2 separate regions of the Homo sapiens genome follow, and region 2 is linked to region 1. The links are chromatin loops, found by intact Hi-C in ENCODE. Cell type or tissue: PC-9. All regions are shown on one strand. Links, peaks and the distances in the headings refer to the core of each region. The heading gives the core; the rest is flanking DNA.

What was found. A loop is a pair of places that touch in the nucleus more often than their neighbours do. Peaks named below come from ENCODE experiments on the same cell type or tissue, not always from the same donor. Only the 100,000 strongest peaks of a DNase experiment are listed, where the experiment ranks them.
Region 2: it touches region 1 in a loop (4-fold over the local background); 1 of 110 quality-filtered maps calls a loop at or near these places.

The regions. Positions count from the first base shown.
Region 1 is chr3:168,947,879-168,959,724 of GRCh38, forward strand. No RefSeq gene overlaps it. Among named protein-coding and RNA genes, the nearest start is that of LINC01997, 49 kb to the right of the region's middle. In PC-9, for the core only: a CTCF peak has its summit at 4,868; a DNase peak (open chromatin) is centred at 4,803; H3K27ac peaks cover 949 bases.
Region 2 is chr3:169,235,823-169,247,668 of GRCh38, forward strand. All of the region lies in intron 2 of MECOM (MDS1 and EVI1 complex locus), which reads right to left. It overlaps LOC124909454 (a long non-coding RNA gene), which reads left to right and starts at 6,239. Exons shown (of 2, transcript XR_007096154.1): 1 at 6,239-6,929; 2 at 11,504-11,824. RefSeq lists an enhancer at 4,723-9,334. In PC-9, for the core only: no CTCF peak of the experiment used is centred there; DNase peaks (open chromatin) are centred at 5,939 and 6,189; H3K4me3 peaks cover 1,319 bases; H3K27ac peaks cover 1,717 bases.

The sequences.
Region 1 (11,846 bases), core at 3,762-6,261:
GGAGAGTTGAGTCCAGGACACAGAGAAGAAGTCCAGGCTGGAGAAATAAAGTTTTGATCCATTAGTATACAGATGATATTTCAAACCATGAGACTAGATGAGATGACCTAGAAAATGTGTAGACAAAAAAGAGAAGTGGTCCAAGGATTGAGCCCTGGATATTTTATTATTTCTCTAATGTTCTTTCTTTGTATTTTCTGCAGACTCATCTCCACCTTAACCAACCGTTAATGGTTGGCATTGCTCTACTGTATGTCAAAACTTAAAATGCTACAGTAATTGAAACAACATGGTATTGGTTTATGAAGATACAAATAATCAAATTAATAGGATCAATAGCCCATCTGCAGACTGATATATATATATATCCACAGACTGATATATATATATGTATTTATATATATATATAGAGAGAGAGAGATGTGATTTACAACAATAGTGGTGCTATAATATTGGGGATATGGTGGTGTGGTGGTGTTTTTAACAATGTATTGGGAATACTTACAATGCAAAGAAACAAATGACAGAAGCTCGAACCCTGCTTTACATAATACCCAAACATCAATTCCATATGTATTAAAAATTTAAATGTGCAAAGGAAAATAACAAAGCATCTAAGAGATAATATAGTAGAATATAGTCATAATATCTCTACAGGCAAAAAATTTATTAAATGGGAAACAAAATTATTAACTTTAAGAGAAAGATTGATAAATCAGGTTATATATAAAAACTGGACATTTCTGTTCATTGAAATATACCATTAAAAAAGTGAAAAGGGGCCAGGTGTGGTGGCTCACACCTGTAATCCCAACACTTTGGGAGGCCGAGGTGGGCAGATCACCTGAGGTCAGGAGTTCGAGACCAGCCTGGTCAACATGGCGAAACCCCCTCTCTACTAAAAATACAAAACTTACCCAGGCATGGTGGTGCGTGCTTGTAGTCCCAGCTACACGGAAGGCTGAGGCAGGAGAATTACTTGAACCTGAGAGGCAGAAGTTTTAGTGAGCTGAGATTGTGCCACTGCACTCCAGCCTGGAAGACAGAGCGAGACTCTGTCTCAGAAAACTAAGTAAATAACTAAATAAATAAATAAATAAAATAAGTGAAAAGGCAAAAATACTAAGAGGGAAAACATACTTTCAACACATATTGCTGGCAAAGAACTTTTTTCCTGATTATATAAAGAACTCCATATGTGAATAACAAGGAGGCAGACAACCCAATAGAAAAAAGGACAAGACAACTGAAAAGGCACTAAACACACACACACATACACACACACACACACACACACACACACAGAATGATAGACAAATATCAAGTAAACACACAGAATATAGGAAAAGATATTCAGCCTCATTAGTAATGAGGAAACTGCAAATTAAAACCACCTATAGAAAAGCCTAAATTTTAAAATATCACTAATCAGTATTAGGGAGATCGGGTTGTATACTGCTACACCACTTTGTAAAAAATGTGTCTACTAAAGCTGAAAATACACGTAGGTTATGACCTTGTAATTCTACTCTTTAATATACACCTAAGATAATACAAAACATTTATATTAAGAGATATGCATAAAAATGTTCATAGCAGCATTTCTTACCATAGTCAAAACTAAAAACTACTCAATGTCTTTAATAGTAGAATTTTTAAACAACTTGGGGAATATCCATGAGTGCATGGAATAATGTTGAGTGAAAGAAGCCATATACATATATATATATATGTGTATATATATATATATATACACACACATATATATATATACATATATATATATACACACACACATATATATACATATATATGTATGTATAGTATGACTCATTTTAAATTTAGTTCAAAAACAGGACAAAAGGAAATGTTTAATAATGCCAGCTTAGGTGGTATAAACAAAAGCAATTACCTACCATTCATAGTAATGGTAACTTTGAGAGGCAATGATTGAGAGGGGACACAAAGGACACTGACAATATTTTATTTGGTAGTCTTGAGGGTTACACAGGTGTTTGCTTTCTGACAAACAATTGCACTTTCAGAAAAGTAAAAAAGGATTGAATTCAAGTACTGAAAGATAAGATAAAGCAAATCAACTACTGATTTTTGGATTTGCTTTTGTGCTTAAGGAAACTTTAGGAAATGGTGGAGCACTATAACAGAAACAAAAGAGGGACAAAGCAGTATAATTATTTTAGACCAAGGAAAAGGATTAGGGAGAACAAAAAGTTTTCATCTCACTTGACAATCTGATTGACTGGTATTCTGATTGAGTTTGGGACCATTCATGAGCAAAGGGTAAAAGAATTCTGTGATGAATTATTAATATCTATTAGTAGATATTTGTCATACTTGTCCTAGGTTGCAGAGTTCTTAGTAAACAGATTAGCTCCAAATCCCAAAGAAAAGTGAGTTTGGGCAGGGAATGGTTCAATTAAGCCTGGGCTTAAAAAGAAGCCCCACATGCTGGGATATAAATTTAGCCTGCATTTTACCTTCTGAATTAAAACAGGTCGTGTGTATTGTGAGTGTCAGGGGTGTGCTGGTGGTGAAATGGAGTGGAATGTGAGGTAGAGAATGATTTCTCAGAAATAGGAAATCATTAAGTATTTACCCAGCAAAGAAGACAGGTAATGTAAAATTGATGTGAAGCACAAAGATTTTTCTTAACACAGTCTTTTTACATTTGTATTTTATAAGTGCTATTGATTTAAGATTCATTGGGAAAAAATGTGAAAATATTGAAAATGACACCAACTTGGAACCAAAAGCCTTGGTTTCTAATTTCAGTTATGTCACTAGTTAAATGTGTGAATTTGTGCAAATCACTTTTCTTCTCTGGACCTCTGCTTCTTTACCTGTCAAGTTAGCAATTAGAACAAGCTGGCCTCTGCATTTCCTTCTAGCTCTAATAGACTATAATTCTATGATGGAGACAGTTTGATTAGGTGGAAAAATCATGTGCATCAGTGTCAGGCCTTTGTGACTAAGCCTCTCTGAGCCTCATTTTCTCATCTGTAAATTAGGAGTGATCATATCTACATCGTTTGATTGTGAAAGTCAAAAAGAGATGAAATTGTCAAGAGCTCAGCCTAGCACCTGGAACTTAGTGAGCTTCCCAAAATAGTAAATTGTAATTAGGGCTAAAATACAATTTGCATGAAGCAAACCTATTTCAGATTCCAAGAATTTTCCTTTTTTTCTGATCTCAAAACAATCAGTGTCTTGGTCAACTATTTTGTAATCCATTATCTCTTCCATTCTGGGCATTGCTTTTATTTTTTAAATATTGCTTAAATATAACATTACTAGAAAAGATAATAGTGGCCATTTAGCTATCACCCAACTATGTGCCAGGCACTGGGCTGGGTAATTGCATATAATCCTCATAGCACCAATGTGAGGTAGACATTTCCCTTGCTTCAAAGTTAGGGCCAGTCATATTTTATTAGATATTCCCATAGCACCAAGCACAGCACCTTGAACAAAGTAGACTCTCATTACGTGTATTTTTGATTGACTGAAATGTGGCAGTGAGTCCCCTCCCTCTCTCTCTAATGTTTGTAGTTATTTGATTTATAAGAAATCTCTGTCCCTGGCTGTGGTCAGCTATTGAATTTATGTGTGACAAGAAAACCATAGAGTTTGGCAACTGTGCGGTGATAGGTGATGTGTGAATCATTTGGGGGAAGAATGAACATTTTATATTCAGACCTCGAATACCTGGGTCCTATGGTTAGTTAATCATGTCTATGGAATGCATGACTGAGCAGACAGGTTCAAAGGTAGGGGACTCGAAGCCACTCCATTGTGTGTTTCTAGATACCATCTTATTGCCCATTGGTAATATTTTCTATAGTCACTGCTCAAATGTATGAGACAAATACAGTCTAGGGTTTTTTCTTCTTAAAAGAAATTCTATAATGTAGGAAGCAGGGTCCAAACTGGAAGGCCCAGGACATTGTGACCCGTCAAGAGGTTAGAATATTCCCCCAATAAGTCACATCAGTCTGATGTGATACAACCAGAAAACTGCATGGGTTGGCACACAATGAGAGACTCCTGGGGACACGTCCCTAAAAGTAGCTCCAAGGCAGGAATTAAAAATGGTTCTGGAAGCTTTTGAGCAACTGAGCTAGCAGGACCAGAGCTGGCAGACATCACAACAGGCCATCGTTCCAGATGCTGCTCCCAAAGAGCACCCCCAGTGTCCGGCCCAGGCAGTTCCTCCTCAAGTAATTAATCTTGGCCTCCTTAAGTTACCCCCAGGTTCCCAGTGGATGTTTTTCTTCACTTCCCTATGAAATCACTTGAGTCTAGGTGCTGGTGGGGGTTGGGGAGTAGTATGGTAGGCATTGAACAATTCCAGCTTCACCAGTGGGAGAAATGGCCCTGTAAATCCTTTCAAAGGGCGCCCACCAAGTCCTTCAGAAGGAAGGGGCAGCCAGTGACATGAATACGATTATTGTAGTAGAGCAAAATGTGTGACTCGCCAGAATTCTGTTAAACCCAGCAAAAGGGAATGCCACAGTTAACCTATACCCCTGGGGAGCACTAAACCTGAAGCAGACTTATTAATTAGGTCTTCTGAGGGGCACAGAAAAAGGGGAGGAGGCCTTTTAAGTCACAGAGACAGACAGAGCTCCATTCTAACCAATTCCTTTCCATGGGGGCAAGTCCTGTATCTTTTTTTTCTTTTTTTTCAAACCAAACAGTTTGAGTTACATGTTCACAAGGTCCCTGTTGTGCCAAAGAGCATTTTCAATTCAAGTAGAACAGAAAAAACGTTTGTAAAATGAATCAGTAGGTGGAGCTCTTTCTTTTTATTTATTTTTCAATCCAAGGTCCCATTATTATTGAGGGACACAGAGCTTCAAAATGAAAAGAAATAGGCATTTTAAAAATGAAAACACATATACAACGTGCTTTCCTAATTGAAATGGTATATTGCGAAATCATTACTGTCACAGAACATTTGCGTTGCATGCAAATGCTGAAGCAAAGAAAATATATAAACCTAAATTGACTTTAGCAATTTGAAAGTGATAGTGGACATCTGTGTTCAATAAGTTTTTGCTGGTAACTGGTGTTTAATATTTCATGTCAAATCAAGAAGAGTGATAGAAGGTTTCTGAACACAGAGATGGCTGGCATTTTTGCAGCACAGCCTGCCCTTTGTCATACTCACCATAAAGAAACCTGCTGTAGCGAGGGTTGAAACTGCACCAGAGTGACTCCTTTTTTGGAACTTATATAAACTTCCAGAATATACTGTCTCTATTTTCTTTTAGAAAGATGTCTATAAGAAAAACAGGTTAAAGGACTTCCAAAGCTCATTATTTATTTAAGGGAAAAAAGGGTGTGTGTGTTTTGGGGATAGGGAGCTTTTGGAAGAAATTACAGCAGAATAAATCATCTAGAACAAATCTTACCTTTGTGTTTTCGTCAATCCTGATTCCTTTCTAGTCAGTGTGCAGTGATGTTAAGGAACTTGGTTGCCAATAGAAACATGCCTTCCTAAGTCTCACAATGAGGGCTAGATTGGATTTTAATGTTTATGTAGTTGGGCAGGGTAATGGTGGAGAATGGAGAGTAGGGAGGAAGAACTTTTTAAATAACTTTATAATTTCTTTTTCCACATCATGTTAAATAGGCAATCTTGACTCTAAATAGAACGTTTTGTCTTCGTAACAAATGTGATGAAAGGAAAAACTGCGGGGAGGGGGACAGCATTATTCTTTGAGCTGGCCACAGGATTAGCACTTAGTCCTGAAAAGGGTCATGTTGACCTGATTGTCATGTTAAGTCATGCTGACCTTAACATCTTCCATTTAGTTCTCTAACACAGAGGCTGGACCCTTGAATCTGCTTTGAGTATTGTATAATAAAGGTAAAATAAGAAGACCGACAGACTTTGAGGTACTACAGATATCAAGAAACAGTTTATGTTTATGTTGATATGAAGAAGTGTATATCTGAGCAAAGGAGTGCCCCCTTCCCTTCTCCGATGGTAGGACCAAGAATATGGTCCTGGAATGACCAGAAGCGGACCAAGAATATGGTTCTAGAATGACCAGAAGAGGATAAACAGGTACATGTTCTTTTTTATCCTAAAGTGATTTTTTTTTCTAGTGAGAGAAAAGCAAGTTGCTGAAAATATCCAAAAAACTGGAATGATTTGCCTGTGTGCCTAAAGTCATCTAACTTAGGTTCAAAAATAGAAAGAAATAGCAAGTTGTGTATTTTATTTTTTAGAGATGGGTCCTCGCTGTCTCCCAGCTGGACATGAATGCCTGGGCTCAGGTGATTCTTCTGCCTCAGCCTCCTTAGTAGCTGGCACATGCTACTGCACCAGGCTGATTTTAGCAACTGTTATAGTTTGAATATGTGTTACTGCCCAAATATCATATTGAATTGTAATCCCCAGTGTTGGAGATGGGTCCTGGTGGGAAGTGATTAGATCATAAGGGTAGTTTTCTCATGCATGGTTTAGTACTATCTCCTTGGTGCTGTTCTCATTATAGTGAGTGAGTTCTCATCAGATCTGGTTGTTTAAAAGAATGTGGCACCTCCCTGCTCGCTCTCTCTCTTGCTCCTGCTCTCACCATGTGATGTGCTAGCTCCTGCTTCATCTTCCACCATGATTGTAAGCTTCCTGAGGCCTCCCCAGTAGCTCAGCAGATGCCAACATCATGCTTCCTGTACAGCCTGCAGAGACTTGAGCCAATTAGACCTCCCAGTTTCAGGCATTTCTTTATAACAAAGAAAGAATGGACTAGTACAGCAACATAGGAGGAAACAGAGTAGATGAAAATAGTAACAACGTGCTTAGTGATGTGATAGAGTCTAATAGTATACTAAGCTAATTTTGCACCCCAAAATATGTATCTACAGGCAAACGTTAGGCACATAATAAATCACACTGAGAAGCTCAGCAGATGCCGGCATCGTGCTTCCTGTACAGCCTGCAGAGAAGTGAGCCAATTAGACCTCCTTTTATAAATTACCCAGTTTCAAGCATTTCTTTATAACAAAGAAAGAATGGACTAGTATAGCAACACAGGAGGAAACAGAGTAGGTAAAAAGAGTAAGAATATGCTTAGTGATGTGGTAGAGTCTAATAGCATACCAAGCTAATTTTGCACCCCAAAATATATATCTACAGGCAAACATTAGGACATAGTAAATCACACTGACAAGTTTTAAAGAAATCCTTTCTTTGTTTCAAAATAGCATTAGCCAATAATATGACGTCTTGCACTATGATTTATGCTTTGCAAAATTATAATAATTTTGTCACTTGATCATCATAATATCCCTATGAGTATCAAGGAAGTGCATATATCTTCCTTGTTGAGACACAGGAAAGAAGTAGTTTAGAAATGAATTGTGCCTAAGATAACATGGAATCTTTGTGGGTATATTTGTCCAAAAAGCCAAGCAGCATGGCCATGGCTAGAGCCAGGGGCTTCATGGCCACAGTTGAATAACCTGTCTCTTTTCTCTTAGAGCAGGAAGCTACTGTTGTCCACCAGACTTGGGCATTCAATGTGCAGCATGCAGGGGACCAAGCTAATCCCCCTGGCAGATGTTAAATCAATAGAAAAATGCAGATAACATACATGGGAAAGTGTAGCCTTCTCTTTCTACAGCTGCCAGGGTGATCTGCCTTGGGGCTTAGTCTGTTTCCCATATATTCCTTAAGTAAAATCCCAGCTATTGTGGCTAGTTAAAAGGGTGAAAGAAAAAAGATGTCATCACTCAAATGTTTCCCATGTAGGGTATGTTTATTAGTCATCAGTCTTATATATCACCATTCACTGGAAAGGTCCACATTTACAGTTACCATCAGCCTCTTCATTTTCTCCAGTCTGCAACTAAGCCTGCGCCATTTAATGCCCCCATAAGCATCCATTTGTGAGCCATTGTGGCTCCTTGCCAAGTCGTTGTGGCACTGAAGTTAGGGGTATAAACAGAGCATTATAGTACAACTACAGAAAATGATTTTTCCAGTGACATATCAAAATCCCCCATCTGCCTCTTTATCTTCAAAGAGAATCTAATGCCTTACTGTACCATCATTCGGAAAACTGATTCTCATTTTATTAGGAGCCCACTTTAGCTACCTAACTGCAAATTAGCATCATCTGCTACATGTAAAAAGGATCTGCTTCTCAGCTGTTACTGTAACTTATTTTATTAATAATCATTTGTGTTCTTTTCAACTTTAGACATTAACTGTCTTTTAAATCAAAATGAAATGTGTACTTGGCAACTTCTGACTCAAGCATTTGGTTCCCTGTAAATCCTGGAAATGACACAGTGTGCACTTTTCCTCTGGCGTACCTCTTCAGAAACCAGAGTTATGCAAAGAGGGACACTTAAGAACTAGGCAGCCCTGTCTCGCAAAGCCTCCCCAAGTTCTGGGAAGCAGTGGCATGTTGAAAATGACAGGAACGGAGCTCTTAATCACATGGAATTAAGAGAGTGTGTGTGTGTGTGTGTGTGTGTGCGCGCGCGCTCATGTGTGTATGTGTATGGTGAAGCAGGCCAAACAAAGACCCGAGTTTCTCTTCCTAACAATCTTAAAAAATAATTTCCTAGAATCCAACATTCTTCACATTTGTATATACTTTCAGGATAATGCATGGTTTTTTATTCTGATTTTAATAGAATCATGTTTCTCACCCTCGTTGTCTTACTCAAACTTTGTAATTTATGCAATTATGCATTTCTCTTCTCTAAAATGCTCTCTGAGCCAATTAAAAAATTATCTTAAATTTCACTTTTTCTGACTCCCACTCCTTACTCCCACTACAGATACAGAGAAAGTGGGCACACTATTAATTAGCCATTGCAAGCATCAGAGTTCCTTCCCATTAGATTCTCTTAATGATCCATCTGGATAGATAGGAAAGGTGTCATACCCTAATTCACAGAAAAGGAAACTTGGGCATAAAATTAAGATTTGCCCATTGCTGGAGCTGTCCATGAGCATTAGGAGTCCGGAATCCTAACTCTTAATAAAATCTATAATGATAAACAAAGCTACTATATACCAAACAGTGTACCAGGAAATGTCATCAGTGATTGCATTCCTTATCTCTTTGAATCCTCAAAAAAAAGCCTACAGTAGATATTAGAACTCTCATTTGAAATATGAAAAAGTAGGTTTCAAAAGATCATAAAGCTAGATAGCAGGAAAACCAGGAAACAAACCTGTCAACCCAGTTCCCAAACTTTTGGCATAACCACTTTGCTTTCTAGTCTCCTATACCTTCAGTCTGCAATGCTAATGTATTAATTATACTAGTCATTAGTAATAACACTGCTGACTTTTTCTTGAGGTGTAGGTATTTTTTATTTTTCTGGGATTCTTATAAATATTACTTTAGAGATATAAGGGCTGATTGTCACTCACAAAGAGCAGGGTCTGGCTATATCACGTAGTGAGAGCAGAAAGACAAGGTCATATAAGAACCAGGTTGTAAAATGAGATCAATCAGTACACGATATCTGGTTTAGTGGGATTGTTTGTTGTGCATTCTGTTCCCCACTAAAAAGAATACAGTGAAGTACAGATTCTAATAAGGAGGGAATAGACTGATGACTCTCTGATGTGTGTTAAATGCTACTTGTCATGATGACATTATCTACCATCTGCCCTTCACATTGTGAAAGACTAAGGGACTAAGGGTGAGATGGAAGACAGATCCCAAGCTGGGTAAAGACTCTTTTAACTTTTCATCACCATGAATCCTGTCAAAACACCCATCTCATTGTCATTACCTTAAACAAACCTGTTTACTTTTCATTTAATCTGTCAGTGGAGTTTGCCTTTTCTTTTCTGGATCTGATATCACATCTACAAACTACTGTTCACAGGTGTGATTCCCCAAGCATCCTTCTTCTACATAGGGAGAAATAGGATATTATCTTGTTTCTTCACAGCCGATATAAAGAGCACAGCTTCAAAGAAGGCCAAACACCCTTCAAAAACTGCTTTACCATTACCTTTATTACTTATTTTGACACAATTTAATTTTTAAAAATTGTGTTAATTCAGATGTGAAGCCTTAGGTCCGAAGCCAATGCACCTCTAAAGGGTAAAGATGACTTTCTCATTACCAGGACAATAGGTCTGAGAAAGTGGTAACAAAATTCTAATGATTTTTAAATATAATTGTTTGACAGAATTTCTAAAAGAAAAATTTTGAAAACAGAAAGATCTAATGACATAACTGCAGGAATGAGTAGCTGTCTTATGGTTTTAGAAACATACCATGATATATATTAGCATTTAATGTTGTATTATGTATGCATATCTTTCTCAGTAAGCTGAAAGCTGTTTAAACAAATCAATTTTATTGAAGTATAATTTATACATGATAAAATGTTCCTATGTAACCATCACTGCAAATATATACAGTTGTCCCTCCATATCTGGGGAACATCTGAAGAACAGGATGTTCTTCAGATACCAAAATCCTCAGATGCTCAATTCCCTTAGACAAAATGGTGTAGCATTTCTGTATAAACTACACACATCTTCCCATACACTTTAAATCATCTCTAAATTACTTTTTATGCCCAATGCAATATAAATGCTATGTAAATGGTTGTTAGGCTGTATTTTTATTTGTATTCTTTTACTGTTGTATTGCTATTTAGTTTTTCAGTATGCGGTTGGTTGAATCTGTGGATGCAAAACCTACAGGAGGGTTGACCGTATGTGTATACCCTTGTAACTATCACCACAGTGAAGATTTAAAACATTTCTATTACCCCAGAATATTTCCTGTGCTCTTCCCAGTAATCTCCACCCTATTCCCAACCACTAATGTGATTTCTATCACTATGCATTAGAATTTCATATAAAATGAATATAGAGTATGAAGTCTTTGTTTCTGGTATGATTTGCTCAGCATAATGTTTTTCAGAGCTACCCATATTGTTGCATATCAGGAATTTATTCGTTATCATTGCATACTATTTATTTGTATGGATTCCCATAATCACCTATTGGATACTTCATTTCCAACTATAGAATGAAGTTGCTGTGAAAGAACTTTGTGTGGACATGTCTGTATTTTTCCTTTTTTGTCAAGTTTTAAAATTATTTTTATATTTTTCTTTGTTTTTAATTTTTGTGGCTACATAGTAGGTATATATATTTATGGGCTACATGAGATGTTTTGATACAGGCAAGCGATATGAAATAAGCACATCATGGATGGAGAATGAGGTATATCCATCCACTTAAGCACTTATCCTTTGAGTTACAGACAATCCAATTACACTCTTTAAGTTATTTTAAAATGTACAATTCAGTTATTATTGACTATAATCACCCTGATGCACTACCAAATTGTATATCTTATTTATTCCTTCTATCTCTTTTGTACCCGTTAACCATCGCCCCGCCCTCCCCAGCCCCCAGCTACCCTTCCTAGTATTTTTTCTTTTAGGTAAATTACTAGAGGTGGAAGTGCTGAGTCATGTGGTAAGGGTATGTTTAACTTTATATGAAACTATACAAATGTTTTACAAAGGGATGTACAATTTTACATTCCCATAGTTATCCACATCCACATCCTTGCCACTACCTGTGATATGTAGCCTTCTCATATTGGCTTCCTTTACTGAGTAATATGCTCTTAAATTTCTTCCATGTATTTTTATAGCTTGATAATTCATTTCTTTTGGGCACTGAATATTTATTGTCTGGATGTACCACAATTTATTTATTGACTTACCTACTGAAAGTGATCTTGGTTGTTTCCAAGTGTTGGCAATCATCAGTAAAGCTGCTAAAAACATGTGTGTGAAGGTTTTTGTGTAGA
Region 2 (11,846 bases), core at 4,681-7,180, 290 kb after region 1:
ATTACTATCTCCCAAATCATAGGTCCTGGAATCAAACCATTTTGCTTAAAAAAAAAAAAAAAGGGACAGACGCTCCTTGACTTATATGATTCAACTTACAACCTTTTTTTTTACTTTATAATGGTCCAGAAAGACACGCATTCAGTAGAAACTGGATTTTTTTGAATTCTGATCTTTTGCTGGGCTAGCTATATGTGGTACAGGGCAGCACCAGCCAGCCACAGCCTCCAGTCAGCCACATGATCACAAGGGCACTGATGGTCTATAGTGTACTGTGTTGCCAGATGATTTTGTCCAACTGCAGGCAAATGTAAGTGTCCTGAGCACATTTAAGGTAGGTTAGGCTAAGCTAGGATATTCAGTAGGTTTGGTGCAGTAAATGCATTTTTTATTTATGCTTTCAACTTATAAAGGGCTTATTGGAACATAAACCCATCTTAAGTGGAGAAGCATCTGTACTATCCAGCACATAAAACTTGGAAAGGATGCCCCCACCATGATATTTCAAAAAGCAACTCTTTCTCATAAGTAAACTTTCTCTTCGAGTGTTGCAATAGAAGTAACTAAAAATGACGTGGTTTTTAATTAATATTTGCTAAACATGAGTAAATGAATACATAAATGAATAAGGGGAGACATAAAACCAGATAGGGTATCAATGTGAAGTCTGTAAGAGAAAAAATCTATTCTCTAATTTTTAAGTAAGTTTTTAACACCTCACATGATCTGCCATGTGTATATTGTGTATATTTCATGCATCTGACAAAAAGAAAAGCCTAGTTAGGATTTCCCAAATTTGGATGTTTTGTATACACCTCGAAGAGCCGTCATCAAAAAAGGGTCACCCTGATTAATGATAATCAATGAATGAAAAGACTCTTTGACTGTATGTAATAGATGCTTTTCTCTGTGAATAAGTAACATATATTTATACAATAACAAGTGGCACGTTATTATTAATTGTGAATTCCAAGGTTAAGAACCTTTGACTTTGTGTGCATGACTATTGAGACACTTCAACGTGCTCAGACATTCAACAAACTCACCACTTGCTTTCATCTGTACTGAGTCTGTCACTTGACTTTTGACCTTTCATTTGGCACTGTCCTGTCATTTCTTTGGTTTCACAAATTTTAGCTTCTTACTTGACCTCTCAACTGTGACCTTTCACTTGACCTATGATCTCATAAATTCTGAAATCTCATACATGTAATCGAGAAACAAATAAACAAAACATCTGGATGAAGCTCTTCCTGAATTAAGTCTGAGTAGATGAAACATAGAACCAAAGGCTTCAGTAAGTAATGTAATATCCACTAGGATAATATGTAAATAGTAGAAAATAAATTTTTTGGGATTGACTAAGATACGGCAAATTATCAAAAGACTCAGCATTAGCTTCTATGAAAATATTTCTTTGGTCACATTAAAAATAACAATATACTAAGTTAGTCTGGTTAAAAATGAAACATCTTCAATGTAATACTGAAATGTAAAATCTTATCCTCAAGCATGAGAGTCAGAACTCTTGTCTGAATAAGTACCAAAGGATTTCACTCAGATAAAGATTGTGTAACTCACTATAGTATTCAATATAAAATTGTTATTTTAAGAGCTAACTGACCACCCTTAGTCACTCATTCTCCACTACAGTTTTATTATTTTTATAGAACTTGTCCCCGTATGAAATAATCTTCCTTTATTGATGTGCTGTCCCTCCCTACTAGAATGCATGCTTCATGAGGGCGACACATATTTCTGCTGTGCTAACTGCAATGTCTCCATCACAAAAAAAAAAAAAAAAAAAAAAAAATGTGGCACTTACTGTTGTTAAATGAACATATTTGTTGACTGAATAAAAGAATGACTATGCTTCCCAAAAATCACTGCATACCTGAACACCAGAGCAAAAATCTAAAGTAAATATACTAGCTAACTTTAAAGTTATATAGTTCACCCATTTTTTAGAAGTCCCATACTATTTAACCATTTAAAATTTATCCTGGATTTTTCTATATTGGTACTTAACTTCACAAATTTTCTTACTCTTTACTATTAAGAAATTATTTTTGGTGCAGGCAGGTTGGCTCACACCTGTAATCCCAGCAATTTGGGAAGTCCAGGCAGGTGGATCACGAGGTAAGGAGTTCAAGACCAGCCTGGCCAGCATGGTGAAACTCCATCTCTACTAAAACTACAAAAATTAGCTGGGTGTGGTGGTAGGTGCCTGTAATTCCAGCTAGTCTGGAGGCTGAGGCAGGAGAATCGCTTGAACCCAGGGGGCAAAGGTTGGAGTGAGCTGAGATCATGCCACTGCACTCCAGCCTGGGTGATGGAGCTAGACTCCATCTCAAAAAAAAAAAAAAAAGAAAAAAGAAAAAAGAAATTATTTTTTCTGACAAAATCAAAGACATCCTCAAAAACTCTCAGATTAACAAATGTTGATAATTAGCCCACAAATGCCAGCTGTAGCATGATTTAAGTCAAACCTCATGCTAATTTGAATATAGTCATGTTTCTTTCAGTAGATGTATGAACTCATATACTAGGAAACTGGTTTAAATTCACAGGAACATGCGAAGAGTTACTGAAACATGAGAGAGCATCAAGTTTGATGTTTTGCTACCTGAAATGACCACAGCAATTTTACTCTTAGGCATAGGCAAGCTAAAATTTACAAGCCCTTCAGATTAATGTAAGGAAGACTCAAACAGGAACCATAAAACCAAACCAAAAAAACCCCACGAACAAACCATTGAATAAAATTATTACTAAATAAAACAATTTGGAGGCAATATCTTCCAAAGGTTTAGCTAAAATATCCCCTGGACTCTCTTATAAAAGTTTGCATAAGGCATAAAGCTGATTCAGATAAACAAATCTGATTAGAAAGTCCACTTTCTCTTAAGATCTCTTATAGAATTCAACTAAGGAAATTTCAGTTTGAATATTAAATTAAAAGTGAGTTTTCACTTTCAAAATGGTGGTAGAAAAACCACTATGAATATATACATCCACTATTTAGTCAGTTAACAAAAGATTATAAACTAACTTACACAAAATATGTATTATGATTAATCCTATAAAATGCTAATACCAATAAACCTAGAATGTCTCATACTTATTTAAATCTTACCTGAATGTATCACATCTTCATCATAATGAGAATCGATAATAATAGATTAACACTATATATTTTTTGAAATGCAGAATAATTCTTGCTTTTTATGGGTTCCAAAATACTTAAAGATATGTTACATGTGAACTGCTATAAAAGTAAATTTTAAATTAATCACAAAACCCTAATTTTCTGACGTCCTCAAGCAAAGTTGAGTAAATTGTTCAGTTTGGCTAAAGCTTGAGGTTCTTTCTTGTTTAATCCTTTTTTCTTAAAGGTAATCAAAATAGTCAGATATGGTACAAATCATTTTGTTGGAGGAGAATTATGCTTGTGGTTTATTTAAATAATGTAATACCAATAAGGAGAACTTTAAAGAATATTAGAGTATTTGAAATATATGGAGAAATAAAAATGGCAACAAAAATATAAAAGAAAATTAAATACAGGAATTATTTTGTAGATACCACTGATATATTGGACATACTAACAATATAATATATTAAGAATAAAATCTAAGTAATAGCTATCAAAAAGAAATGGCTTGAAAAGTTCACATCAAGGGAAACCTATTAACTATTTAGAAATATAAGTTAAAATATATTATAATTGAGATTCAAATAAAAAGTTCTAGACTTCCAGATGAAAATAATATGAGAACTTAAAAAGATATTTATTTTGGGGGGTGTCCTAATAAATAAACTAGCAAGCTTACCATTTCTGTGTCATATCCTACATTAATCTATTAATGTAATCCAAGAAATTGTATTTTTTTCTAAATAAGTAAAGAATAGAAACCTCAGTTACATTTTAAAAATTACAAGGAAATTAGTAACAGAAACAGTTGTAGATGCTGTAAAAAGCAATATGGAAACTTTGAGGCGAAATAGGACAGAGTACCTAATTCCATTGTGTTGATATAACAAAGCCCAGACTTAAAAATAAAAGGTTTGCTGGCTTTACTTATGCTTTAGTTGTAGAAGCTTTTTACTACAAGAATTCAACTGCTGAAGTTCATTTCCTGTCTTTAATTCTAAACGAGCAATTTGCTGATAATTTCCTGTCTACATTTTCATAAAGTAGAAAGAACATGACTGGTTAAGCTAAATGTTTCAATAACCAAATAAACTTCAGCAAGTGTAGTTTAGGAAATTCGACAACTATCTAGAAACTGGTTTTATGATTATAGAATGTCTGAATACCATCTATCTCCCCCAAATGTTTGAAAATATTCTGAAGACCTTTGTGATTGCTTCTTTGACCCCCAGACAAATACAGCACCATTGCTTTGCCTCAGTGGCCCCAGAGCAATTAAAGTCAAAAGAGTATGAATCCCCTGAACTCTGAGCTGTTCCAGCATAGATGAGGAAGAAATGACCTCTAGCTGGGTTTCAGCCTCATTCCCCAACCCCCACCCTAAATCTTCATGCCTAAACCAAAATTCATTTGATGGAACTTTTTATAGACTGTGTTTTTGAATTCATGATTATCAGCATTTGGGGTTGAAATTAAAATAGGACATCACTAAAAGGGACTCGTCTAAAATCTAAATTAAGTTGTCAATTAAGGATGAAGAATGGCTTGTTATTATTGCCTTAAAATGATGTGTCCTCTTTGTCCTGTTGAGATCCCAAACATCTTCCATCTGAAATCTATTATAACTTCTGCAGAAGAGAATCTTAGGAAGTATACAGTTTCCTAAGTCTCAGAACTTAGGTCATGAAGGCTCAAAGAGGGGATGATCCATAAAGTCATGAAATGGGACAACTAAAAAACAAATGCCATTTTGTGCCTCTACCTGCCTCTAGATGCCAGCCAGTGGTAGAAAAGGAGTCAGATACTAATTATGAGGAGAGATTTTATTAGACAGATTTAAGGGGAACAGATGAGCCCAAATCCCCCTTTTTATTATCTACTGTACACTTAGCTAATGCTTTCTCCTGTGAGAAAGGCTTAAACAGTAAGCACAAACAGCACAATGAAATTGTAATGCCCTCTCCGTGTGGACCTGGATTATTTCAGCCACCAGCAATGTGAGTAGCTGCAGGTGTTGCACTAAATAAAGTAATATAAAGTGTCTACATTGCAACAGTGGAAGTACTGTTTCAAGACCCTTGTCTGCTTTTTATTAATAGTCAGATTCCTTCCTATCAGCAGCCACAACTACCTTTACCCTATTATTAAGCAACAATATTTTGATAGGCAAAGATCTATTAAAAATCACTGTTGATATTTTGTGACCATAGTCATTTTGGAGTTGAATAAGCGTTCAATCTTCTCACAGAAGGGGAGAACGTAAATTTGTGATTCAGGAAAAGAGGAAACCAGGGGTTACAAAGGTGGAGAGGCCAAGCAGAATGAAACAGACCCCCTCCATCAAGTAAAAAACTTGGCAGGATAACTAGAAACAGACCAACCCTAAATCTTAGGGTTCATGAGCTCTTAGAAACATAATTAACTGAAATAAAACTAATATTCCAGTGTTAAATTTCACCTTAACATACATCAGCAGTTACAATAACACCAGGTATAAAGAGAATCCGAAACTATTCATTTTGTTTATGGAATGTACCTTAAGCTAGGGGGAAACATTCCTTCACACATTAGTGTAATTTCTAAAATGGAGAAAAATTATCTACACAAAAAGAACTGTCAAGTTTACCTTACTCTATCAAGAAGCATTACTTTTGGGGAAAGTGTACTGATCACTTATTTGAAATTTCTTGTAATTATACAGAGCACCAGATTTCCAAAGCATTTGTTCTTGAGAAAGGAACCACTAATACCCAGGAAAGAAATGTTGAACAGGAAATGTTTGACCAATGTTGCATCACAAGATATCAAAAGAATTTCACTTTGGCTACTTCAGCGAATCAAGTCAGGACATTTTTAATTTTCTTTATAGTCTTTAAGCTTCTACAAAATAAGGTTTCCAAAAAATTGGTGATATTAAAATTTTTCTAGAAGTTTTGATACATGAAATAAAGTAAAAATCTTCTCCTAGAATGAAATGTAAAAAGTATTAGTGCTGAGAGTAGATAAACAACATTAGTGATCTGTGAATAGCATTCAGGAAATTCCATCTATCTGATGATCTGTCGGCTAACTGAGCAGTGTTTCATATGTCACCAGCTAACTAAAGCTCCCCATTGTGTTTATAGATTTCTTTTAAAGGCACTTTTAATGCCGTTTTACACATTAGGAGATAGTTAATTTAGAAGTAAATGGTAGACCACGAGAGGAGCCTTCTTCTTTTTCTTCTTTTTAAATTGATGTCCATTTGCATCTCAGCACAGCAACTCCACAAATTCCTGACTCTCAATCCTGAGAGTCCTGTCACAGGACTGCCTGCGGCAATCAGTCCTGGTTTCTTTTTGAACAAGCTTTCTTTTAACACTTAAATCCAGGGATGATTTAACAGAAAGTGTCTCAAGTCTATGAGCTACAGCCCCCTTAGACTCTACCCAAACAAAGCTACTAATGTGTGGTCAGTTTCTTGGCAACTCCACTCTCCGCTGATAACGCTCCTGCCTGCTATTCTCCAAGGAGCCGGCTGCTGGAAGACTGCTCCGAACCTCATCCCCTTGGTGCTCCTGATGCGGGCGATCCTCCGACTGCTCGGCGCCAACCACAACATGCTACCCACCGTGAGAGAGCAGGACGCGGGCTGCTCTAGTCAGGACTTATCGTCTATCATACTGATTGACGAAACCAAGAGTGAGCAGAAAAAATAAACACGAACAGAGGCTGCAGTGTATGGGCCAGTCAGCTGGGAGTTTTAGTATTTGGCCTTGGTGATCCTACTCTCATGGTAGGTTATCTTTTCCTTGTGCTATCATTTATCATAACTTTGAGGGCCAGGGAGAGAAACAAACCTACAATTTTTCTATTGGTTACATTCATTAGACTGCTTGCTTTTTTTTTTTTTTCTTTTCCTTAGCACTCCTTCCTTTGCCCCCTATAATAATCCCGTCCCCTCACATAGTATTCCCTTAAGAATGGTGAAATTAAATCTAAATATAGCTCTCCCCTTTTACTCCTATTCCAGCATAGATCATTGCAAGTAATTAACCTTTGTTATTCCATCAAATCTAGAATGCAAACCTACATGCTAATTTACTTAAGTCAGACTCAATAATAAATCTGCGTCTATAGCAGCTAAACTCAATGAAGATCCTGGATGTTGTTCAGTTATTTGGATTACTAACATCTTCTTTTTGAATAATGGCACTTGACTTTTTCAGGCACAAACCATGTTTTGTATTGGTCTTGACAGCCACTATAAAGTACTCCCCCAAGTGTCAGTAACAAAGATGATTTGTATGTGGCTTGCAGTCTTCCAGTGTTCTAATAGCTTTCTCATTCCAACCCAGAAACATGGAACACAGGGCAGCTGGTTAAAGCTGATACAAGCATTTCTTCTCTCAGCAGGCTATTCTTGCATAACCATTTATTTTGCAGAGTTTTAAAGTGCCTGAAGGATTTAATTATGTACATAGACAACCCCTATAAACTCTATTCTAGGGTTTTTATTGACTTTTGTGCTGGGCAGCTCTTAGGCATTTCAATTAAGTGTTTTTATAAGAAAAACGACAATATTGTTAAAAAAAATTCTTTATAGATACTTCCAAACAGGTTTTTTCCCCCGTCTGATTGAATAAACTATTTAATTGACCAAAAAAATCCAGGTTAATTCAAAGTTTGGTTTTTCCACTTTGGAAAAAATAGAGCGTTTGAGTCCCAGACAGGTTTGTGAAAATGAACCTGCCAATATCAGTGAAAGAATGGGCAGAGGGAGAACAGGATTACTTCGAAACATACTCTGAAACGTCACATGGCTACCTGTTACTCCGGAGTTTACTTAAACTCATGAGGGTAAAAACCTAAATGCAAAATTTTACATGTTCCACTAAACAAGTGCAGAATAATAAATTACCAAATTCATTTGGAGCACTCGCCTGACAGGCCTAACCCTCAAAAGTCTCCAGGAGACCCCAAAGCCCCCTTTGTCTGCCTTCTTCAATTGCAGGGCTCAAGTATTTACAAGGCTTCTGCAAACCTGCCTTCATTATGATGTGGGATATTTCAGTCCCAGCAGGTGGCCAACAGGAGACCAGACCTGCCCGTGAAATATGTAATACTTTTTCATATACTTTAACCAGAAATGTGCCCCTCCACAACTCTCCTAACTGTTCTAATTTCCCTTTCTCCTCTTAATCTCCTCAGAAAGCCATGAGCTTGCATTAAAATCTACCTAAAACATTTCACCCACAGGCAATGTAATTCTGAAACAAGCAACCAACATTTCACAGCTCTGGAGTAATAGATTAATTTGAACCTAATGTTGCCGTCGTTTACTGCTGCAAATGTTCTGGTGTAGACATAGCCCCGAGGCATGGTGCTGTGGCATGCACAAGTTTGGGAGCCGGAGCTACAGTTGGCTTAACATCTGTGCATCACATTTGCCATGTGCCTCATTATCCTGCACCCCACTGTGCCTACCTGTCCCCCTCAGCTTCTCAGCCACAGGCGATCTAATTTTTTTCCCCTCCAACTAAGAATCTTTGTTCTCCTTCTCACTTACTAAATTTTTGAGAGACCTCTGCACCCAAGCTGTGGGGATTCGGTCCATGTGAACAGCCCAGACCCTTTAGATTCTTAATTCTCCATTAGGAAGAGGAAAATTACAGCATTAAGTTTCTGACATGCCACCGCATAAATTGTGCCATTTGCAGAACCTACCAGAGTCTGTGACTAAACCCAGAGGCGTGTACTAAAGCATGGTGTTGTTGGTTTTGACTTTAACAAGTTTGGTCGGCTTCAATTATCTGTAAGCAAAGAAATAGTAACTTCCAACTCCAGATTTCAGAGAGATCAACAAGTAAAATCTAGTCACAGAAAGAGAAGATTGCCACACCAAAAATTAAAGCCAAGTGTCTTAAACTATTTAAGGAGTTAGCATTTCAAAGCTTATTGACACAAACAGTTGATACATACAACAACCTCACTCCATCACACACAAAAAAACAAAAACAAACAACAGCAAAAAAACGAAGGCTTTAAAAATAGATATAGTAACCAGGCCAAGCAGCTGCTTAAATTTTAATCCTGTTTTAACAATAAAAGAATCATATGACTCCTTTATTGGTTTTCCTTTGGAAGTGTTCTGGGTGCCCATTTATGGAGAGACAGAATGAAGATTTAGCCCTACCCAAACAATTTGAAATATGCAAAACATAAATAGTATTTGTTGTTATCATTATAAAGGGGAAATATAATATTATTAATAGAAGTATCAATAATGAAATATGCGAAAAACAACAGAACAGCCACGCTAGGGTTAAATGTTGAAAAGCCACCATCCTTGCCACAAGATAGAAGAAAAATTCAAACCAGAGACATTAGCTTTAAAAAAGCCAAAGCTTTGAATAAAGAAATTTAAAAACATTATCTTCATATTATATTTGACAAGCTGGATTTAGACATAGTCAACACATTAAAAAGGTGGCTTAGTGCTTTTCAATTGTTTACTAGTGTGCTAGCAAAGTACTTTACTGTGGGTGGTAGAAAATTAATTAGTTTTAAATAATCATTTTTATAGAACTAATAATTTTTTTAAAAAATTCATCAGATTCAAACAATTTCTACAACCTATCACTCAGACTTTTAGACCCTAGTGGAGAACAAAACTGAGAGGTCTTAGGAGAGAATGTTTCTAATGCCCTCTCCAAGTAAAAATATGCTCTGTTATAGAAATAGTATTGGATTTCCACACTTCCCTACATAATCCTCAAATTCTACGCAGTACAGAGCATTGAGTCTTGCACATTTCATTATATGCTTGAATTAATTTACCCTATATGGAATGTGTTACCTTTACAATAAAAAAGTCGCTATTCATTACTGAGAGTGGACAGATGGAACATGTTCAACTTAAGACATCAATAAGAAGAGAGGGAAAAACTTATAATCTATGTGGCACAGCCTCCTCCATCTGGTAGTTCCCAGCTTGTCTGCCAAGCCTTTTTTTTCCAAATAAAAGTGAGCATTTCTCTTTAGAGTTAATGGGACATTCTTAGATATTGACCCTGATTCTGATTTACAGATATTAAGCAACCATGCAATTAAAATATGATGTTTTCCAAAGGTAATCCATATCATAGGGGAATATTTGAGCCTAATTAGAAAACAAAAATTAGAACTACTATAATAATATTATGATAATACTAAAAGCATTATCAGATAAACAAAACAGTGTTTGATAGATTATGAAGGCAATTGAACAAGTTATTTTATTCTCTTAAAAAACACACTGTAAGCTGCATAAATACAACATTGGGTCAGTAAGGTGGCTGGCAATCTCTAGCAGGAAGACTATATTTGCACATCCTTCCCAAGCCCTTATCTAGCAGATGACACCTGCCTGATGTGTCACTAGGTACATCCCAAACCACAACTATCATGAGATCACTTTGCTAAGATGCAGTACACAAGACTATCAGGCTTTGAAATAAGTTAAATCTTATCATATCTTGATAAAAGTTAATTAGATTATCTCATCTATCAACTGAAACAGTACACATACACTTTTTTTTTTTTTTTTTTTGAGACGGAGTCTCACTATGTCACCCAGGCTGGAGTGCGGTGGCACGATCTCAGCTCACTGCAACCTCTGCCTCCCAGGTTCAAGCTATTCTCCTGCCTCCGAGTAGCTGGCACTACAGGCGCGTGCCACCATGCCCAGCTAATTTTTGTATTTTTAGTAGAGACAGGGTTTTACTCTGTTGTCCAGGCTGGTCTGGAACTCCTGACCTCATGATCCGCCCGCCTTGGCCTCCCAAAGTGCTGGATTACAGGTGTGAGCCACTGCGCCTGGCCCACATACAGTTTTTATGTATTTACCTCTCCTCTCATGTATTTGTTCCTTATGTCTGCTGTTCTTTGCTTTAAGCAATATCATTCTATGAAAGACAATGGATTGGGTCTTTATTTGTGTGCCAGCTCCAGGGCCTATGAATAATATTATGAAACATACACCCAATTCTCTGGCAATAGCCTATTATTTAAAGAGATTTTTTTAAGGTATAGACCATTTTTACATATTAGTAAAATATATAATATTATACCATCACAACATATTGGTAAATAACAATTACAACCGTATCTTTATTATTAAACCTTCTGTGTTGCAAAAAACCTCTGAAACTTTTTGTATAACCCTATCATGGAAAAACTACTCACTGTATATAATAATTACTATCATTCAGTATTATTTAAAAACATGAATAAACCTATGAAAAATATAGAATAAAAAGAGATCCTTGTAAAGGAAAAACAAAAAAGCTAACCATCCACCTAATACTTTTTTTTTTCTTTTTTTTTGAGATGGAGTTTCACTCTTGTTGCCCAGGCTGGAGTGTAATGGCACGATATCAGCTCACCACAACCTCCACCTCCCGCGTTCAAGTGATTCTCCTGCTTCAGCCTCCTGAGCAGCTGGGATTACTGGCATGCGCCACCACCCTGGCTAATTTTGTATTTTTAGTAGAGACAGGGTTTCTCCATGTGGGTCAGGCTGGTCTTGAACTCCCGACCTCAGGTGATCTACCCGCCTCGGCCTCCCAAAGTGCTGGGATTACAGGCGTGAGCCACTGTACCAGGCCTCTAATACTTTTATTCAAGGATTAATAAAGCCTTTTAATGCAATGATGTAATTGCATTTCAAGTT